2 separate regions of the Homo sapiens genome follow, and region 2 is linked to region 1. Evidence: chromatin loops called from intact Hi-C (ENCODE). Cell type or tissue: natural killer cell. All regions are shown on one strand. Links, peaks and the distances in the headings refer to the core of each region. The heading gives the core; the rest is flanking DNA.

Evidence for each region. A loop is a pair of places that touch in the nucleus more often than their neighbours do. Peaks named below come from ENCODE experiments on the same cell type or tissue, not always from the same donor. Only the 100,000 strongest peaks of a DNase experiment are listed, where the experiment ranks them.
Region 2: a loop joins it to region 1, with 5 times the contacts of the local background. A loop is called at or near these places in 2 of 110 quality-filtered maps.

Annotation. Positions count from the first base shown.
Region 1 is chr19:28,321,871-28,331,201 of GRCh38, forward strand. No RefSeq gene overlaps it. Among named protein-coding and RNA genes, the nearest start is that of ERVE-5, 280 kb to the right of the region's middle. In natural killer cell, for the core only: CTCF peaks have their summits at 3,661 (motif pointing left) and 3,863; a DNase peak (open chromatin) is centred at 3,661.
Region 2 is chr19:27,771,170-27,780,500 of GRCh38, forward strand. No RefSeq gene overlaps it. Among named protein-coding and RNA genes, the nearest start is that of LINC02987, 18 kb to the right of the region's middle. In natural killer cell, for the core only: CTCF peaks have their summits at 3,885 (motif pointing right) and 4,241; no DNase peak of the experiment used is centred there.

The sequences.
Region 1 (9,331 bases), core at 2,564-5,063:
GTTCTCTGCACTTTAGGGGACAATAATACAGACAGCTGTATGTCGTAGCTTACGGCAGTGTTACCTCAGTCTCATTGACATAAACTGATGGGCTGTCTGATGCTATGCAGATGTGGCTTCAACATGGCTAGACAGGTTCATCCCAGCTCCAAAAGGAAAGGAGCAGATAAGCATCAGGAAGGCAGCAGAGTACAGAACCTCTGAAAGTTCACTCCTCCATAAAAGCCATAAAAAAAACTGGCAAAAATGGCCAGAAACAACTTTTTCAGAACTCTGAAAATTCACCAACTGCTTGCAACACCCCAGGGAGTGTTTATGTAAGAAAAGCAGCTGAATCCCAGTAAGAACCGAGGGCTTTGTAGCATTTTGACTTGCCCTAGTCTCATCCTCTTGCTCCAGCTCAGCAGCAGCCTTGGAAATCACCTGCACTCCCTGTACTGAAAGGGATAGAATAGATCTCATTCCCAAAGAGAGTCATTATTTGACCTGTCTAGTGCTTCCCTGAAAGACCTTGTCTTTATTAGTGGCCCAGTACTAAAAGCCTTGGGGGAGGGAGGAGCATTTGCCTGTAGCATTTACTAGTGTTTCAACGGGTACAGCTGCCCGAGGTAATGGATAGCATTTGGGGCAAACAATAGACTAATGAAAAGCTTAAAGGAAAAGCTGAGGAATGAGATGTCCATAAGGACCCTGAAAAGCTTTGTCACATTCCTGGGAATCTATAAGACCCTGAGAATCTGTCCAGTAGGGCTTTGCACATGTCCAGGAACCGGAGAAGGCCCTAAGCACTCACCACTGACTGAAGTTGAGGCCCTGCAGGAGCGGGAAGGAAAGTTGAGACAGAGTTGCCAATTTCCTGGCAGAGTGCTGACCATGTGCCCCAACAGACGCAGAAAACCCATCTGCAAAGACTGAGAGATATTTCATTCCAGGCATTTAAAGAAACCTCTGTCCAGTTATTAGCTGGCCACTAAGCTAAATAAGTAGAGACTTTGTTACCAAAAAGGGGTCCCGATCCAGACCCCAAGACAGGGTTCTTAGATCTCACACAAGAAACAATTTGGGGTGAGTTCATAAAGTGAAAGCAGGTTTATTAGAGAAAGTGAAGGAATAAAAAATGGCCACTCTAAAGGCAGAGAGCCGCTTCAGCTGCTAATGATACTTATTGTTACTTCTTGATTATGTGCTAACCAAGGGGTGGATTTTTCATGAGCTTTCCAGGAAACGAGTGGGAAACTCCCTGAACTGAGGATTCTTTCCCTTTTTAGACCATATAGGGTAACTTCTTAACATGGCAATGGCATTTGTAAACTGTCATGGCAATGGTGGGAGTGTCTTTTAGCATGCTAAAATATTATAATGAGCATATAATAAGCCATGAGGATGACTAGAGGTCAATTCCATCACCATCTTTTGGCGGGTTTTAGCCAGCTTCTTTACTACAACCTGTTTTATCAGCAAGTTTTTGTTTTGTTTTGTTTTGTTTTTTTGAGACAGTCTTGCTCTGTCACCCAGGCTGGAGTGCAGCGGCATGATCTCGGCTCACTACAACCTCCGCCTCCTGGGTTCAAGCAATTCTCTGCCTCAGCCTCCCAAGTAGTTTGGATTACAGGCACCTGCCACCATGCCCAGCTACTTTTTTTTTGTTTTGTATTTTTAGTAGAGATAGATTTTCACCATCTTGGCCAGGCTGGTCTTGAACTCCTCACCTCGTGATCCACCCACCTCGGCCTCCCAAAGTGCTGGGATTACGGGTGTGAGCCACTGTGTCCCACCTTTATCGCAAGGTTTTTATGACCTGTATCTTGTGCCAACCTCCTATCTCATCCTCTGACTTAGAACTCCTAACCTCCTAAGAATGCAGCCCAATAGGTCTCAGCCTTATTTTACCCAGCCTCTATTGAAAATGGAGTTGCTCTGGTTCAAATGCCTCTGACAGCTTCAGTGGCCACTAGGAACCTATTTTGATAAGTAAAGGTAAAGAGGTAAAGAGGTTAAGCTGCTTTTCAAGAAACAGCAGGCTGTGCCAACAATGCTGGTTTTAGAGCTGTAGGAACGCAAAAGTTACACCCAAACAGAAGGAAATGTTGACAGTGTCTGTAGGGTGCAGTGTGGGCCACAGAGGAAGGTTGGTCTCCAGGAGAATGGGACTCGAGGTTGAAAATGGGACTCACCTTGGCTTACAGGTTTGCACTAGCAGCCGTGTGTATCCACTCCATCACTCGTCCTCTCTGCAGGATACAAGGCTTTCCAATGCAAAATGGCACAGTGTTATGCAGAGTATTAAGTGACTTGATAAGCTTCTCATCAGGGGATGGAATTTCCTCCATTCCTCACAGCAACCAGTTCCCAAGGTTTATTGAGGGAGCGTCTTGCTAATTGTGTGGCTGTTATGCCGGCTTTCCCAGATGAACATTTTTTTTTAGCATCTCTCACTCCCTAGAAATCCCACTCTGCCTCAGGGATGTAAACTAAAACTAAAATTCTAAGCTCCCCAACCATCTGAATGGACCCTTCCTCTTGGCCAAGAGCATTCATTCCAGAGTTTACCTGAAAAACGAGTTCAGGCCATGATGAGGAGGCAAGGGCCGGATACCCTTCACCATACATACGCTCCCCCTATTGGAATTCAGGCACAACTGACCAGCATCAACATTAAAACAGAGATCTTAAGACTTTTTGTAGCAATAAGACACCAAATTCCAGCCTGAATGTAGTGTAGCATCACATGAAAGGTATCAGGCCCTGAAAGAAATCAAAATATTTTACCCTAAAATAGATTTCTTTACACATTTTAAAATGGCCCTGCAAAGCTGTCTCCTGTGGGAAAAATTTACATTCTGTAGCGAATCCCCTTTTCCTTCCAGATCTTTTCTCTGATCCAGGAGAGAATTAACTAAGAGTCTGGCACTTTTTAAAAGTCAGATAAGAAACATTCACAATCTATTCTTTCTGAAGTCTGCAACCTGGAGGCTTCATCTGCACAATAAGAATCTTGGTCTCCACAGCCCCTTATCTGAACTTGGGCACTCCCTTCTGTTGATTCTAGATCTTAACTCTTTCAACCAATTGCCAATAGAAACATCTCTGAATTCACCTATAACCTCGAAGCCTCCCCAACCCCACTGCCTTCAAGTTGTCCCACCTTTCTGGGATGAACTAATGTACATCTTACAGCTATTGATTGATGTCTTATGTCTCCCTAAAATGTATTAAACCAAGCTGTAGCCTGACCACCTTGGGCACATGTCGTCAGGATGTCCCGAGGCTGTGCCAAGGTTATTTTAACCTTGGCAAAATAAACCTCTAAATTGATTGAGACTTGCCTCAGATACCTTTTGGTTTACAAGGGTGAGGTGAGTCACTGGGCAGTTTTATTGAGACTGAGAATTTGGTGGTTCTTGGGGTTCCAAAATCCATAAAGACTTTTTTTAGACCTATGTCTACAGAAATAGCCACCCTCTTCTAGGTTTTGGGTGAAAGCAGCCCTTCCTGGTGGAAAAGAATTTCAGCAGTAGCAAATTGTTTCTTAACATGGTAAAAAAAAAAAAAAAAAAAAAAAAAAAAAAAAAAAAAGTCTGTCTCAGGAAGACACAATGTCATTATTTCCAACACCATCCTCAACAGGGACCTAGCAAAATTATACGGGCAACAGTGCCATCAAGTGGCCAAGCAGGAAAATAACCAATACCTGAAAAAGCGTTTTTTCCAAGAGTGAAATTCTGGTGGAAGCGCTTGGAGGAGAATCATCTGCATTCCCCTGGTTCCCCTCTTTGTCCTGGGAGGCACAGACAAGCTCCACATTTTCAACTCAGGACTTTCTCAGGTTTTTAACCTTTTCCCAGGAGGCAGTGCGCAGCCTCAGGTCAGGGCTGCCTGACTTGTCCTCTATGTGCAGCTCCCCTTCCTCAGCCCCTCTGATAGGCGGCGTCCTCTTCACCCGGGTACTGGCTGAGAGGTCACCTCCTCTGAAAACTCTACTCACTGCATCTAAAGGAGCCACTGCACTCCACACATCACTCTCTACAAGACACAAGTTTCATTTTTCTTCATAGCCCTTTTCGCATTGAAAATACTTTCTTTATTCATCTATTTACCTGCATATTTCCTGCCTTTCCCACACCCTCACGCCCTATGTTGAAATTTGATGAGAGTAGAGTCTTACCTGCCTTCCTCACTGCCATGTCCCACCATTGGGAACAGTGGCCGGAGTAGAGCCTCCAATGCAACACGTGCGCTTGCATGAATGGATAAACGGGAGGAAGGAAAGAGGAGAGACGCAAAGGCCAGTGTTTTACCAGGAGGCCCAAGTGACATTGTCTCCATTAGCAACTTCGGGACCAACATCTTACTTCCCTTTTTTATTTTTAAGATTCAGTGACTTCAAATGCAAAGGGAGTTCATATTATCAACTCTTATTTAGAGTGAACCGAGAATCAGTTAATCTGGCTTTAAATATCCCTCAAAGGTGCAGAATTACTCCAGGTATTGCACGCAGACTGTACCTTCCTTTAAAATCCCTCTGTCCTCATAAAGCTGCTATGGACCCAGGAAATCTCTAAGTGAGTCTTCCCTGTGTAACTGAGGAGCACTTGTGTTAAAATACAGAGGATCTCCAGCAACAGAAAAAGAGTGAACCTTTGCCTACGGAACATGACAATTTCCTGGAATCAAAGGCCTCTCTGCAGTAGCTGATCATGTTTTACATCTGTGGGTTGATCTTGAAGACGTGGGCTTATCAATATATCTTGTCAACAGTGGGCATTCATTTAAATAAAATCAAAAACTGCAGGCAAAGTTGCCAGAACTGGCAATTTATAGGGGCATTTTCACTCCAGGAGAACTAAAAATAAGCTACTGTTGAGTTTGGATTGCATTTTTATCCACATATAAATAGCTTTGGTAGGTCACAGTCGAGGCAACATTGCTAAGGAACTCTGCAGTGTCTCCTCAAATTGTCAGGCCACTATCTTAAAAGACAGGCAGCTAGTCTATAGCAATTGTGTGGAAACCCTCCAGCTTTTACTTAGATCCCCAGCTGCTGCTTCAGATAATTAGATGGGAAAACTTGCCCTCTGAGACAGGTAAGGATGATGGAGTTTTCCGGCAGCGAATTGCATGGCAAATCTGGGCAAGAGCTCCCTTCCAAAGTATCTGGTAACTGAGAGGAAACTCATTTAGAATTTCTGTCATGCAGAGTTTTCAAAAAAGACTTGGGGAAAGCCGTGCAAACCTGCAAAGATGATATTTGTATCTCCAGGCTGGAAAAGTACCCTTTTATCTAGTGATGGCCATGCTGGCTTCTCTGTAAGCACTCACGAATTGCTTTTCGATTTTCATCCAGAATTATAACATCTGCGTACCGTGCCCCACCAACCCAAGTAAATATGAACTGTGAATACATCCCACCTTCATATCACAGTTCAGCCGTTCTTAGCATTCATTCTTTTACTCGTTAAACACTTGCTAAGCCCTTACTAATGCTTCCCTCCCACTGTGCCTGGGCGGGAGGCACGCTGAGATGATGCCCTGCCCTCCAGGTCTGAAGGAGGTGTGGCATAAGGAAGAGTATAACTGAAAAAGAAGATTCAAAGCACAGCAAGTAAGAGCTTCACCAACTACTTGCTTCGTGCACTTGGCCAGTGACTTAAACTCCCTGAGCTTCAGTTTCCTCACTTCTACAGTAGAGGTGATGGCAGAACCTGCCACTTAGAGATGCTACAATCTATGTAAATTCTTCAGGATCTAGCCACACTATTGTAAGCAGTTAGGGAAACCAAATATTTTACCCCAAAATATATTTTTGAAATAATTTGAGATGGCTGTTCAGAGATCTGGCAAACAGAAGTCTCCCTGCAAAGCTGTCTTCTGTGGGGGGAGATTTGCATCTGTAGGGAAGCTGCACTGATACTGCGAGTTTTTCTCTGAGGCCTCCCCTTGTCCTTGTCTGGATCTAGGAAAGATTCACTGAGATCATGACACCTTTTAAGGTCTAAAAAAGACATCTACCACCTACCCTCTCTGAGGGCAGCCACCTGTGAGGTTTTAGCTACTTAACAAGCCTACCTATGCTAGCCAGGCCTCATCTTCTCCCCCTCCCATCACCTGTTTTACCACCATAATTTGTTTTGCCGCAATCCAAGCCCCAATTATTTTTATTTAATTTCAATTTTCATTTTAGATTCAGGGGATGTAGCATGATTGAACCCATCACCCAGGTAGTGAGCATAGTTCCCAATATACAGTGTTTCAACCCTTGCCCCCCTTCCCTTCCCTTCCCTTGTAACGTCCCCAGTGTCTGTCGTTCCCATCTTTATGTCAATGAGTGCCTGATGTTCAGCTCCCACTTATAAGTGAGAATATGCAGTATTTGGTTTTCTGTTCCTGCATTAATAGGCTTAGGATAATGGCCTCCAGCTGCATCCATGTTGCTGCAAAGAACATGACTTTCGTCTTTTTTATGGCTGTGTAGTATTCTACGGTATATATGTACAACATGTAAATCCACAAATGTAGATTTCTTTATCCAATCCACAGTTGATGGCAAGTCCCATTTTTTTCTGTAGCCTCAAGATGGCATGTAAGCTTCTGAACCCCTTTGGGAGGTAGGAGTCCTTACTCTGTGTTTTTCTCCCTGTGTGCACATTAACACATTTATATGCCTTTTCTCCAATTAGTCTGACTTTTGTGGGTTGATTTTTTTCTTTGCAAACCTTCCGATATAGCTGTGTCCCCAACTAAATCTCATCTTGAATTCCCAGGTGTTGTGGGAGGGACCCGGTGGGAGGTAAATGAATCATGGGGGCAAGTCTTTCCTGTGCTGTCTTCATGATAGTGAATAAGTCTCATGAGATCTGATGGTTTTAAAAATGAGAGTTTTTTTGTGCAAGCTCTCTCTTTGCCTGCTGCCATCCACGTAAGACGTTACTTGCTCCTCCTTGCCTTCCACCATGATTGTGAGGCTTCCCCAGCCATGTGGAACTGTAAGTCTAATTAAACCTCTTTCTTTTGTAAATTTCCCAGTCTCAAGTGTGCCTTTATCAGCAGCATGAAAACAGACTAATGAGCATTAGACAGACTAATGTTCATTAGAACAGTAAATAGGCACCAGTGCAGTGGAGCACTGCTGAGAAGATACCCGAAAATGTGGAAGTGACTTTGGAACTGGGTAACAGGCAGAGGTTATAACAGTTTGGAGGATTCAGAAGACAGGAAGATGTGGGAAAGTTTAGAACTTCCAAGAGACTTGTTCGATGGGTTTGACAAAAACGCGGATAATGATATGAACAATAAGTTCAAAGTTGAAGTGGTCTCAGATGCAGATGAGGAACTTGTGGGGAACTGAAGCAAAAATGACTCTTGCTATGTTTTAGCAAAGAGACTGGCAGCATTTTGCACCTGCCCTAGAGATTTTTGGAACTTTGAACTTGAGAGAGATGATTAGGGTATCTGGCAGAAGAAATTTCTAAGCAGCAAAGAATTCAAGAGGTGACTTGGGTGCTGTTAAAGGCATTCAGTTTCAAAAGGGACACAAAGCATAAAAGTTTGGAAAATTTGCAGCCTGACAATGCAATATAAAAGAAAATCTTTTTTTCTGAAGAGAAATTCAAGCCATCTGCAGAAATTTGCATAAGGAGGAGCTGAATGTCAATCCCCAAGACAATAGGGAAAATGTCTCCAGGGCATGTCAGAGGTCTTCACATCAGCCCCTCCCATCACAGGCCTGAAGGCCTAGGAGGAAACAGTGGTTTCATGGGATGGGCCCAGGGTTCCTATGCTGTATGAAGCATAGGGACTTGGTGTTTGTGTCCTCGCCACTCCAGCCATGACTGAAACGGGCCAATGAAGAGCCTGGGCCATGGCTTCAGAGGGTGCAAGCCTCAAGCCTTGGCAACTGTCAAGAATTGGGGTTTGGGAACCTCTGCCTAGATTTCAGAGGATGTACGGAAACGCCTGGATGTCCAGTCAGAAGTTTGCTGCAGGGGTGGGTCCCTCATATAGAACCTCTGCCAGGGCAGTGTGGAAGGAAAATATGGGGTCAGAGTCACCACACAGTGTTTTAACTAGGGCACTTCCTACTGGAGCTGTGAAAAGAGGGCCACTGTCCTCCAGAACCCAGAATGGTAGATCCACTGACAGCTTACACTGTGGGCCTGGAAAAGCCAAAGACACTCAACACCAGCCTGTGAAAGCAGTTGTGAGGGAGGCTGTACCCTGCAAAGCCACAGAGGCAGAGCTGCTCAAGGCCATGTGAGCCCACCTCTTGCATCAGCATGACCTGGATGTGAGACATGGAGTCAAAGGAGATCATTCTGGAGCTGTAAGACTTAACTGCCCCACTGGATTTTGGACTTGCATGAGGCCTGTGTCCCCTTTGTTTTGGCCACTTTTTCCCATTTGGAATGGCTGTATTTACCTAATCCCTGTACCCACATTGTATCTAGGAAGTAACTAACTTGCTTTTGATTTTACAGGCTCATAGTCAGAAAAGACTTACCTTTTCTCAGATGAGAATTTGGACTGTGGACTTTTGAGTTAATGCTGAAATGAGTAAAGGCTTTGAGGGACTATTGGGAAGCCATGATTCATTTTGAAATGTGAGGACATGAGATTTGGGAGGGGCTGGGGTGAAATGATACAGCTTGGTTGTGTTCCCATCCAAATCTCATCTTGAATTTCCAGGTGTTGTGGGAGGGACCAGGTGAAAGGTAATTGAATCATGGGGGCAAGTCTTTCCCATGCTGTTCTCATGATAGTGAATAAGTCTCACTAGATCTGATGGTTTTAAAAATGGGAACTTTTCTGCACAAGCTCTCTCTTTTCCTGATGCCATACATGTAAGACATAACTTGCTCTTCCTTGCCTTCCACCCTGATTGTGAGGCTTCCCCAGCCACATGGAACTGTAAGTCCAATCAAACCTCTATCTTTTGTAAATTGTCCAGTCTTGGGTATGTCTATTTCAGCAGTGTGAAAACGGACTAACACACCTTCAGAAGTGGAGTTTTTCTCTTGGCCCCTAATAAACTGGAACTTCAAGGATTCAGCTGGGAAGGGGAATATTTCCAGGCACCCATGGTTACACAGCTGGTGAGAAAATTCCCAAAGGCTTTATGGAGTTCTGGCACTTTGGGTGAATCACTTCCTGGCCTCAGGACTCATTTCCTTATTATTTAGTTGTGGAAGTTGAATTAAAGTTGATTCCATCCAGCTCTTACTTTCTATTGTTTGACCTGAGTCATAAAAAATAGGATTTGGACTTGCAGAGATAAAAGAGAAAAGGATATTCCCAGAGGAGACTAGCAGGGAGTATTCTTTAATCAGAAACATCA
Region 2 (9,331 bases), core at 2,672-5,171, 550 kb before region 1:
CTCTATGATTAGACTGCCTGGGGTTGGCCAGGAGTCTCTCTGGTTAGAATACCTGGGGCCACCCAGGTGCCTCTATCATTAGACTGCCTGGGGCCTGCCAGGGGTCTCTTCCATTAGAATTCCTGTGGTCGTTCAGGTGTTTCTATCATTAGACTCCCTGCGGTTGGCCAGGAGTTCCTCCCAGAATGCCTGGGGTCTCCCAGGTGTCTCCATAAATAGACTGCCTGGGGTCAGCCAGAAGTCTCTCACAAGAGAATGCCTGGGGTAGGCTGGGAGTCTCCACCATTAGGAGGCCTGGAGTCACGTAGGTGTTTCTAACATTAGAATACCTGGGGTCATCCAGGCTTCTCTCCCATTAAAATGTCCGGGCTCACCCTTTGTCTCTATTATTAGACGTCTGCCATCGGCCCAGAGTGTCTTCTATTAGAATCCCTGTCGACCAGATGGCTTTCACCTTGCCATGTCTAATGTTGATCAGATGGCTCTTGCCTTACCATGTCTAAGGTTGCCCAGACAACTTGGGCCAGAAGCAGTACCATTCAAATCCAGCAGAATGATGCGACTGTGACTCACTGCAGACTCAATCTTCCCAGTCTTACCCAAGTGATCTTCCCATCTTGGCCTCTCATATATCTGAGATTGCTCGGACCTTCTTTTTTTTTCTCTCTCTCTCTCACTCTAATTTCAGTTTGTTTCCACAATACTCAGAGTAACTTGCTGTTCTTTTTCTTCTTTGTTCCATCCTTTATTCTCCTATGCTCCTTCCTGCAAACTGAGTTTGACCTTTGGATTTTTTTTTTTTTTTTGGTTACACTTCACCCTGTGTGTGACAAATAGAGAGAGAGACAGAGAGAGAGAGGAGTTTTTTTAAATTGCGACATTAATTACCTTTTATTATTGTACACTCCTACTTAATTATTTGGTCTTTAGGGTTGTTCACTATTATTTCCTTGTTATTGTTATATATTTACTGTTGGTTCATTTATTTTGAGATGGATGTCGACTGCATGCATCGCATTTAGCTGCCAGCTTGTCATGTCTAAGATGAACAGACAGCTCTCACCTTGCCATGTCTAAGGTCGACCAGATGGCTCTCGCCTTGCCATATCTAAGGTGGACCAGATGGCACTTGCCTAGCCATGTCTAAGATTGAACAGTTGGTTCTCACCTCATCATATCTAAGGTCAAGTTGGATCTCACCTTGCCATGTTTAAGATTGACCAGATGATTCTCACCTTGCCATATCTAAGGTCGACCAGATGGCTCTCACCTTGCCATGTCTAAGGTCGATCAGATGGCTCTCACCTTGCCATGTCTGAGGTTGACCAGATGGGTCTCCTCTTCGAGTGAGTTCAACAAGATGGCTCTCACCTTGCCATGTCTAAGGTTGACCAGATGGATCTTGCCTTGCCATGTCTAAGGTCAAACAGATGGCTCTTCTTTTTCCATGTCTAAGGTCGGCCAGATGACTCTTGCCTTGCCATGTCTAAGCTCAACCAGATGGCTTTCATTTTTCCTTGTCTTCAGTCGACCAGATGTCTCTCACCTTGCCATGTCTAGGTCAATCAGATGGCTCTCACCTTGCCACATCTACGATTGACCAGATGGCTCTTGCCATTCTATGTCTAAAGTCTACCAGATGGCTCTCATTTTGTCATGTTTAAGGTTGTCCAGATGGCTCTCTCTTTCCCATTTCTGAGGTCGACTGGATGGCTCTAGCCTTTCCATGTCTGAGGCCAACCAGTTGGCTCTCCTTCCCATGTCTAAAGTTAACCAGATGGCTCTCACCTTGCCATGTCTGAGGCAGACTAGATGGCTCTCGCCTTGCCATGTCTGAGGTGGACTTGATGGCTCCCACCTTGCCCTGTCTATGGTCAACGAGATGGCTCTCACCTTCCCATGACTAAGGTGGACCACATGGCTCTTGATTTGCCATGTCTAAGCTAGATGAGATGCTTCTTGCCTTACCATGTCTAAGATGGATCTGAAGCCTCTTGCATTACCATCTCTAATGTTGACCAGATGGCTCTTGCCTTGCCATGTTTGAGGTTGACCAGATGCTTGTTGCCTTGCCATGCCTTAAGTAGACCATGTGGCTCTCAACTTCCTATGTCTAAGGTTGACCAAGATGGCTTTCACCTTGCCATGTCTGAAGTGGACTTGATGGTTCCCACCTTGCCATGTCTATGGTCGACCAGATGGCTCTCACCTTCCCATGACTAAGGTAAACCATATGTCTCTTGCCTTGCCATGCCTAAACTAGACCAGATGCCTCTTGCCTTTCCATGCTTAAGGTGGACCCAAACCCTTTTCGCATTTCCATCTCTAAAGTCGACCGGATGGCTCTTTCCTTGCCATGTCTGAGGTCAAGATGCCTCTTGCCTTGCCATGTCTGAAGTAGATCAGATGGCTCTCACTTTCCCATGTCTGAGGTTGACCAGATGGTTCTCACCTTGCTATGTCTGAGGCAGACTTGATGGCTCCCACCTTACCATGTCTATGGTCAACAAGATGGCTCTTGCCTTCCCATGACTAAGGTGGACCATATGGCTCTTGCCTTGCCATGTCTAAGCTGGACAAGATGGCTTTAGCCTTACCATGTTGAAGGTGGACCTGAAGCCTCTTGCATTCCCATCTCTAAGGTCGACCAGATGGCTGTCATCCTGCCATGTCAAAGGTCGACCAGGTGGCTGTCCCTTGTCACTTCTAAGGTTGACCAGATGGCTCTTGCCTTGCCATGTCTAAGGCTGATCAGATGGCTCGCACCTTGCCATGTCGAAGGTCGCCCAGATGGCTCTCATCAGCAGCAGTACTGTTCAAGTCCAGTAGCAGGATGTGATGATTCACTGCAACTTCAGTCTCTGTAGTCTCACCTGGGCAGTCTTCGTGTCTCAGCCTCCCGAGTCCTTGGGACTACTGGGACCTTCTTTCACTGTTCTATTCCTAACCTGACATTTAGTTTATTTCCACAGTACTTAGAGTGACTTGCTATTGTTTTTCTTCTTTGTTCTTTTGTCTGTTTTCCTATGCTCTTTCCTGTAAATGAAGTTGACCTTTTAGATTTTCCTTTGTCACACTCCAGCCTGGGTATCACAAATGGAGAGAAAAAGAGAAAGAGAGGAGATCTTAATGGTGATATTAATTACCTTTTACCTTGGTTCACTCCCACTTATTTATACATTGTTCTTTAATATTGTTTATTTTTTTGTTTTTGTAAAACATTTACTGTTGGATTGTTTTTGTTTTTTTGAGACGTATTTCAGCAACTAGAGTTGGACTTAGCCACAAGAGTGCCATGTCTAAGGTTGACCAGATGGTTCTCGCCTTGTCATGTCTAAGGTCGACCAGATGGCTCTTGCAGGCGGCAGTACCGTTCAGGTCCAGCAGAGGGATGTGATCGTGATTTACTGTGGCTTCGATCTCCCTGGTCTCACCCGAGTGGTCTTCCCTTCTCGGTTTCCCAATTACCTGGGACTACTCAGACCTTCTTCCTCTGTTGTTTTTTTCTAAACCCACTGTCAGTTTGTTTCCACAGTACATAGAATGACTTGCGTTGTTTTCCTTCTTCATTCCTCTATTTTTCTACACTCCTTCCAGCATGATAAATATGAACCCACTCCAGTCTGGGTGTTACAAACAGAGAGAGAGAGAGAGAGGAGAACATCTTAATTGTGTTATCGATTACTTTTCACCTTTGTTCACTCCTATTTATTGACACAATGTTATCTTTTTTTATTGTTAAATATTCACTGGTGGATTTTCTGCTTACTTATTTTGAGAGAGATGTCAGCCACGAGCATTGGACCAAGGTCAACCAGAGGACTTTTGCCTTGCCATGTCTAAGGTCGACCAGATGGCTCTTGCCTCCGGTAATACCGTTCAGGTCCAGCAGAGGGAGGTAATTGTGATTCACTGTAACCTTGATCTCTCCAGTCTCACCCGGCTGGTGTTCCCATCTCAGCCACTTGAGTCCCTCAGACTACTCGGACCTTCTTTTTTTTCTCTAACCCCACTTTCAGTTTGTTTCCACATACATAGAGTGACTTGCTGTTTTTTTTTTTTTTCCTTTGTTCTTTTCTCTCGTTATGTCCCTATGCTCCTTCCTGCAGGAAGCAGTTGACTTTTATATTTCTTTTAATCACACTCTAGCATGGGTTTGACAAACAGAGACAGCTAGAGAGTAACAGAGAAGTAGAGAGATAGAAGATCTTAATTGTGATATTAATCACCTATTACCTTTGTTCACTTTCACTTATTTACTTATTGGTCTTTAAAGTTGTTATTATTTCTTTGTTATTGTTGAATATTTACTGTTGAAATTTTTGTTTATTTATTTTGAGAAACGTGTTGGCAGCGAGCACTGGACTTAGCTTTCATCTTGCCATGTCTAAGGTCGAACAGATGGCTCTTGCCTTCCCATGTCTGAGGACCAGATGGCTCTCAACAGCATCAGTACCATTCAGGTCCAGCAGAGGGATGTGATCCTTATTCTCTGCAGCCTCGATCTCCCCGGTGTCATCTGGGTGGACTTCCCATCTTGGCCTCCCGAGTCCTTCAGACTACTTGGACCTTCTTCTTTTTTTTTTTCTAACCCAACTTTCAGTTTGTTTCTACAGTACTTACAGTGAGTTGCTGTTGTATTTCTTCTCTGTTCTTTTCTCTCTATATATATTCTTACCCTCCTTCCTGCATGATGAATTTGACCTTCTAGATTTTTTTTTTTTGGAACAATCCAGCCTGGTTGTGACAAATGGAGAAAGAGAGAGAAGATCTTAATTGTGATATAATTGACCTTTCACCTTTGTTCACTCCCACTTATTTATTTGTCTTTAATATTGTTATGGTTAGTTCTTTGTTACTGTTAAATATTCCCTGTTGGATTTTTTTCTTTTGAGACAGATCTTCCCACGAGGGTTGTATTTAGCCACCAGCTTGGTAAGTCTAGGGTCGAGAGGATGGCTCTCAGCAGCAGCAGTACCATTCAGGTCCAGCAGAGGGATCGGATCGTGATTCACTGTGCCCTGGGCGTCTTCCAGGTCTCTACAGGGTGGCCTTCTGATGATCTCGGCCTCCTGATTCCCTCAGACTATTTCGACATCCTTCCTTTGTTTTTCCTAACCTTACTTTCAGTTTGTTTCCACAGTCCTTAGAGTGACTTTCTATTTTTTTCTTGTTTTCTCTTTATATTTTCCTGTGCTCCTTCCTGCTTGATGAAGTTGACAGAGAGAAATCGAGAGTGAGAGATAGAAAGAGATTAGAAGAATTTAATTGTGATATTAATTACCTGTTACCTTTGTTCACTCCCATTTATTTGTCTTTAATATTGTTTGTAGTTATATCTTTGTTATTGTTAAATATTCACTGTTGGATTTTTTTCTGTTTGGAGTGAACAAAGGTGAAAAGTAATTAATAACACAATTAAGATTTTCTCCTGTCTCGCTGTTTGTGTCTGTCTGTCTGTCTCTCTCTCCAAGATGTCAGCTGAGAGGATTGGACTTAGCTGCCAGCTTGCCAAGTCTAAGGTCAACCAGATGGCTCTCACCTTATCTAAGGTCAACCAGATGGCTCTCGCCTTGCCATGACTAAGGATGACCAGATGGCTCCTGCCTTTGGAAGTACTATTCAGGTACAGCAGAGGGATGTGATCATGATTCACTGTGGTCTCGATCTTCCCAGTGTCACCCAGGTGGTCTTCCCACTTGGCTTCCCTAGTCCCTCAGGCTACCTGAACTTATCCTCCTCCTTCCTTTTTTTCCTAACCCCACTTTCAATTTTTTTTTCTACAGTGAAACTAACTGAAGTTTTAGAGAGACTTGCTGTTGTTTTTCTTCTTTGTTCTTTTCTCCCTTTTTCTACACTCATTCCTGCATGATGAAATTGACCTTTTATATTTTTTTGTCACATTCCAGCCTGGGTGTGACAAATGGAAAGGGGAAGAGAGAGAGTGAGAGATAGCAGAATATTTTAATTGTGATATTAGTTACCTTTTACCTTTGTTCACTCCCACTTATTTATTGGTCTTTAATATTGTTTGGTATTATATTTTTGTTATTGTTAAATATTCACTGTTGGACTTTTTGTTTATTTTGAGACAGATGTCGGCAGTGAGCACTGGACTTAGCCACCAGCTTGCCAAGTCTAAGGTCGATCAGATGGCTCCTGCCTTGACATGTCTAAGGTCGACCAGATGGCTCTAGCTGGCGCCAGGACCATTCAGGTCCAGCAGAGGTATGTGATAGTGATTCCCTGTGGCTTCCATCTCCCCTGTCTCGCCTGGGTGGCTTTCCCATCTTGGCCTCTGGAGTCCCTGGGACTACTCAGACCTTCTTCCTCTGTTTTCCTTCTAAGCCCACTTTTAGTTTGTTTCCACGGTACTCAGAATGGTTTGCTGTTTTCTTCTTTTCTCTATTTTTCTATGCTCCTTCCTGCACGATGAAGTTGATCTTTTAGATTTCTGTCACACTCTAGCCTGGCATGACAAATTGAGAAAGAGAGAGAGAGGAGAAAATCTTCATTGTGATAATCTTCATTGTGATAATTATCTTTTACCTTTGTTCACTCCCACTTATTTATTTATTGGTCCTTAATATTGTTATTATTTTTCGTTATTGTTCAATATTTACCATCGGATTTTTTGTCTATTTATTTTGAGACCAATTTCGGCTGCAAGTGTTGGACTTAGCCATCAGCTTGCCACGTCTAAGGTTGACCAGATGCCTCTTGCTGGTGACAGTACCATTCAGGTCCAGCAGAGGGATGCATTCCCGATTCACTGAGAACTCAGACTCCCAGGTTTTACCCGGGTGGTCTTCCCATCTTGGGGGGCCCCCCGTGTACCTGAGACTACTCAGACCTTCTTCATCTGTTTTTTGCTGTTCTTGTTGTTGTTGATCTTGATGGAGTCTCACTCTGTTGCCAGGCTGGAGTGCAGTGGCTGATATTGGCTCACTGCAACCTCCACCTCCTGGGTTTAAATGATTCTCCTTCCTCAGCCTCCTGAGTAGCTAGGACTACAGGCATACGCCACCAAGCCCAGCTAATTTTTGTATTTTTAGTAGAGACGGGATTTCACCATGTTGGCCAGGATGGCCTTGATTTCTTGACCTCGTGATCTGCCTGCCTTGACCTCCCAAAGTGCTGGGATTACAGGCATGAGCCACCACGCCCAGCCTCTGTTTTTTTTTTTTTTTAACCCACTTTTAGTTTGTTTCCACAGTAACAGTACTTAGAGTGATTTGCTTTTGTTTTTCTTCTTTGTTCTTTTCTCTATTTTCCTACATTCCTTCCTGCACAATAAAGTTGATCTTTTAGATTTTTTATTTTGTCACACACTCCAGCCTGGGTGTGACAAACAGAGAGACAGGGGAGAAGATCTTAATTGTGATATTAATTACTTTTTACTTTTGTTAACTGCAACCTGTTTATGTATTGTTCTTTAATTTTTTTGTCATTGTTAAATATTTACTGTTGGATTTGTTTATTTATTTTGAGAGAGATGTCGGCTGTGAGCGTTGGACTAAGGTCGACCTGATGGACCTCACCTCTCGCCTTGCCATGTCTAAGGTCGACCAGATCTCTCTCGCCAGCAGCAGTACAATTCAGGTTGAGCAGAGGGATGGGATCGTGATTCACTGTGGCCTTGATCTTCCTGGTCTCGCCCGGGCGGTCTTCCCAACTGGCCTCCCGTGTCCCTTGGACTACTCAGACCTTCTTCCTCTCTTTTTTCCTAATTCCACTTTCTGTTTGTTTCCATAGTACTTGGAGAGACTTGCTATTCTTTTTTTTCTTTGTTCTTTTCTCTCTCTCTTTTCCTATGCTTCTTCCTGCACGGTGAAGTTTACCTTTTAATTTTTTTTTTTTAATCACACTCAAGCCTAGGTGTGACAAATAGAGAGAAAGAAAGAGAGAGAGAGAAGGTCTTAATTGTGGTATTACCTTTTACCTTCATTCCCACTTATTTATTGATCTTTCATATTGTTATTATTTCTTTGTTATTGTTAAGAATTCACTCTTGTATTTTTTGTTTATTTATTTTGAGACGAATATCGGCCATAAGCACTGGACTTAGCCAGCAGCTTGCCAAGTCTAAGGACGAACAGAAGGCTCTCACTTTGCCACATCTAAGAGCTACATGGCTCTTGTCCATTACAGTACCATTAAGGTCCAGCAGAGAGATGCAATCGTGATTCATTGTGACCTCAATCTCCCTGGTCTCACCTGGGTGGCCTTCTCATCTCAGACTCCCAATTCCATCAGACTACTCGGACATTCTCTGTTTTTTTTCTAGCCCTACTTTCAGTTTATTTTCACAGTACTTACAGTGACTTGCTGTTGTTTTCCTCCTTTGTTCTTTACTCTATTTTCCTACGCCCCTTCCTGCGCGATGAAGCTAACCTTTTAGAGTTTTTTTGACACATTACATACTGGGTTTGACAAATATATATAGAGAGAGAGATCTTAAGTGTGATATTAATTACCTTTAACTTTGTTTACTCCCACTTATTTGGCTGTTTATTGTTCTATTATTGTTTATTATATTTTTGTTATTGTTATGTTGTTTGTTTGTTTGGAGAAAGGGTCTCACTCTGTCACCCAGAATGACTGCAGCCTCAACCCTTTGGACTTGAGTAATCCTCACGCCTCCAATGCCTCCCCTTTCCCCAGTACCTGAGACTACAGACACAAGCCACCACACCAGTTGACTTTTGTATTTTTTACTTCTACTTTTTTTATTATTATTATTTTCATGTCTTGAGACAGAGTCTTGCTCCATCGGCCAGGCTAGAGTGAGCAATGGTGTGATCTTGGCTCACCACAACCTCTGCCTAATGGGTTCAAGTGGTTCTTCTGCCTCAGCCTCCTGAGCAGCTAGGACTACAGGCATGTCCCACTACACCAGGCTAATTTTTGTATTTTTAAATGTTTGATGGGGAAGTATGTGTAAAGACAGGGTTAGAGGTTCTGCCATGTTGCCCAGGCTGGTCTCAACTTCCTCTTTTTTTTTCTCTTCTAATCCAACTTTCAGTTTGTTTCCACAGTACTTAGAGTGACTTGCTATTGTTTTAGGTTTTACGTTCTTCTCTATTTTCCTATGCTCCTTTTTGCATGCTGAAGTTTACCTTTCAGATTTTTTCTTTTTGTCACACTCCAGCCAGAGTGTGAGAGAAAGAGAGAAGATTTTAATTGTGATAATTATCTTTTACCTTTGTTCACTCCCACTTATTTATTGGTCTTATTATTGTTTGTTATTATTTCTTTGTTATTGTTAAATATTTACTGTTGTGTTTTTTTGTTTATTTATTTTGAGACAGGTGTCGGCTGTGGGTACTGG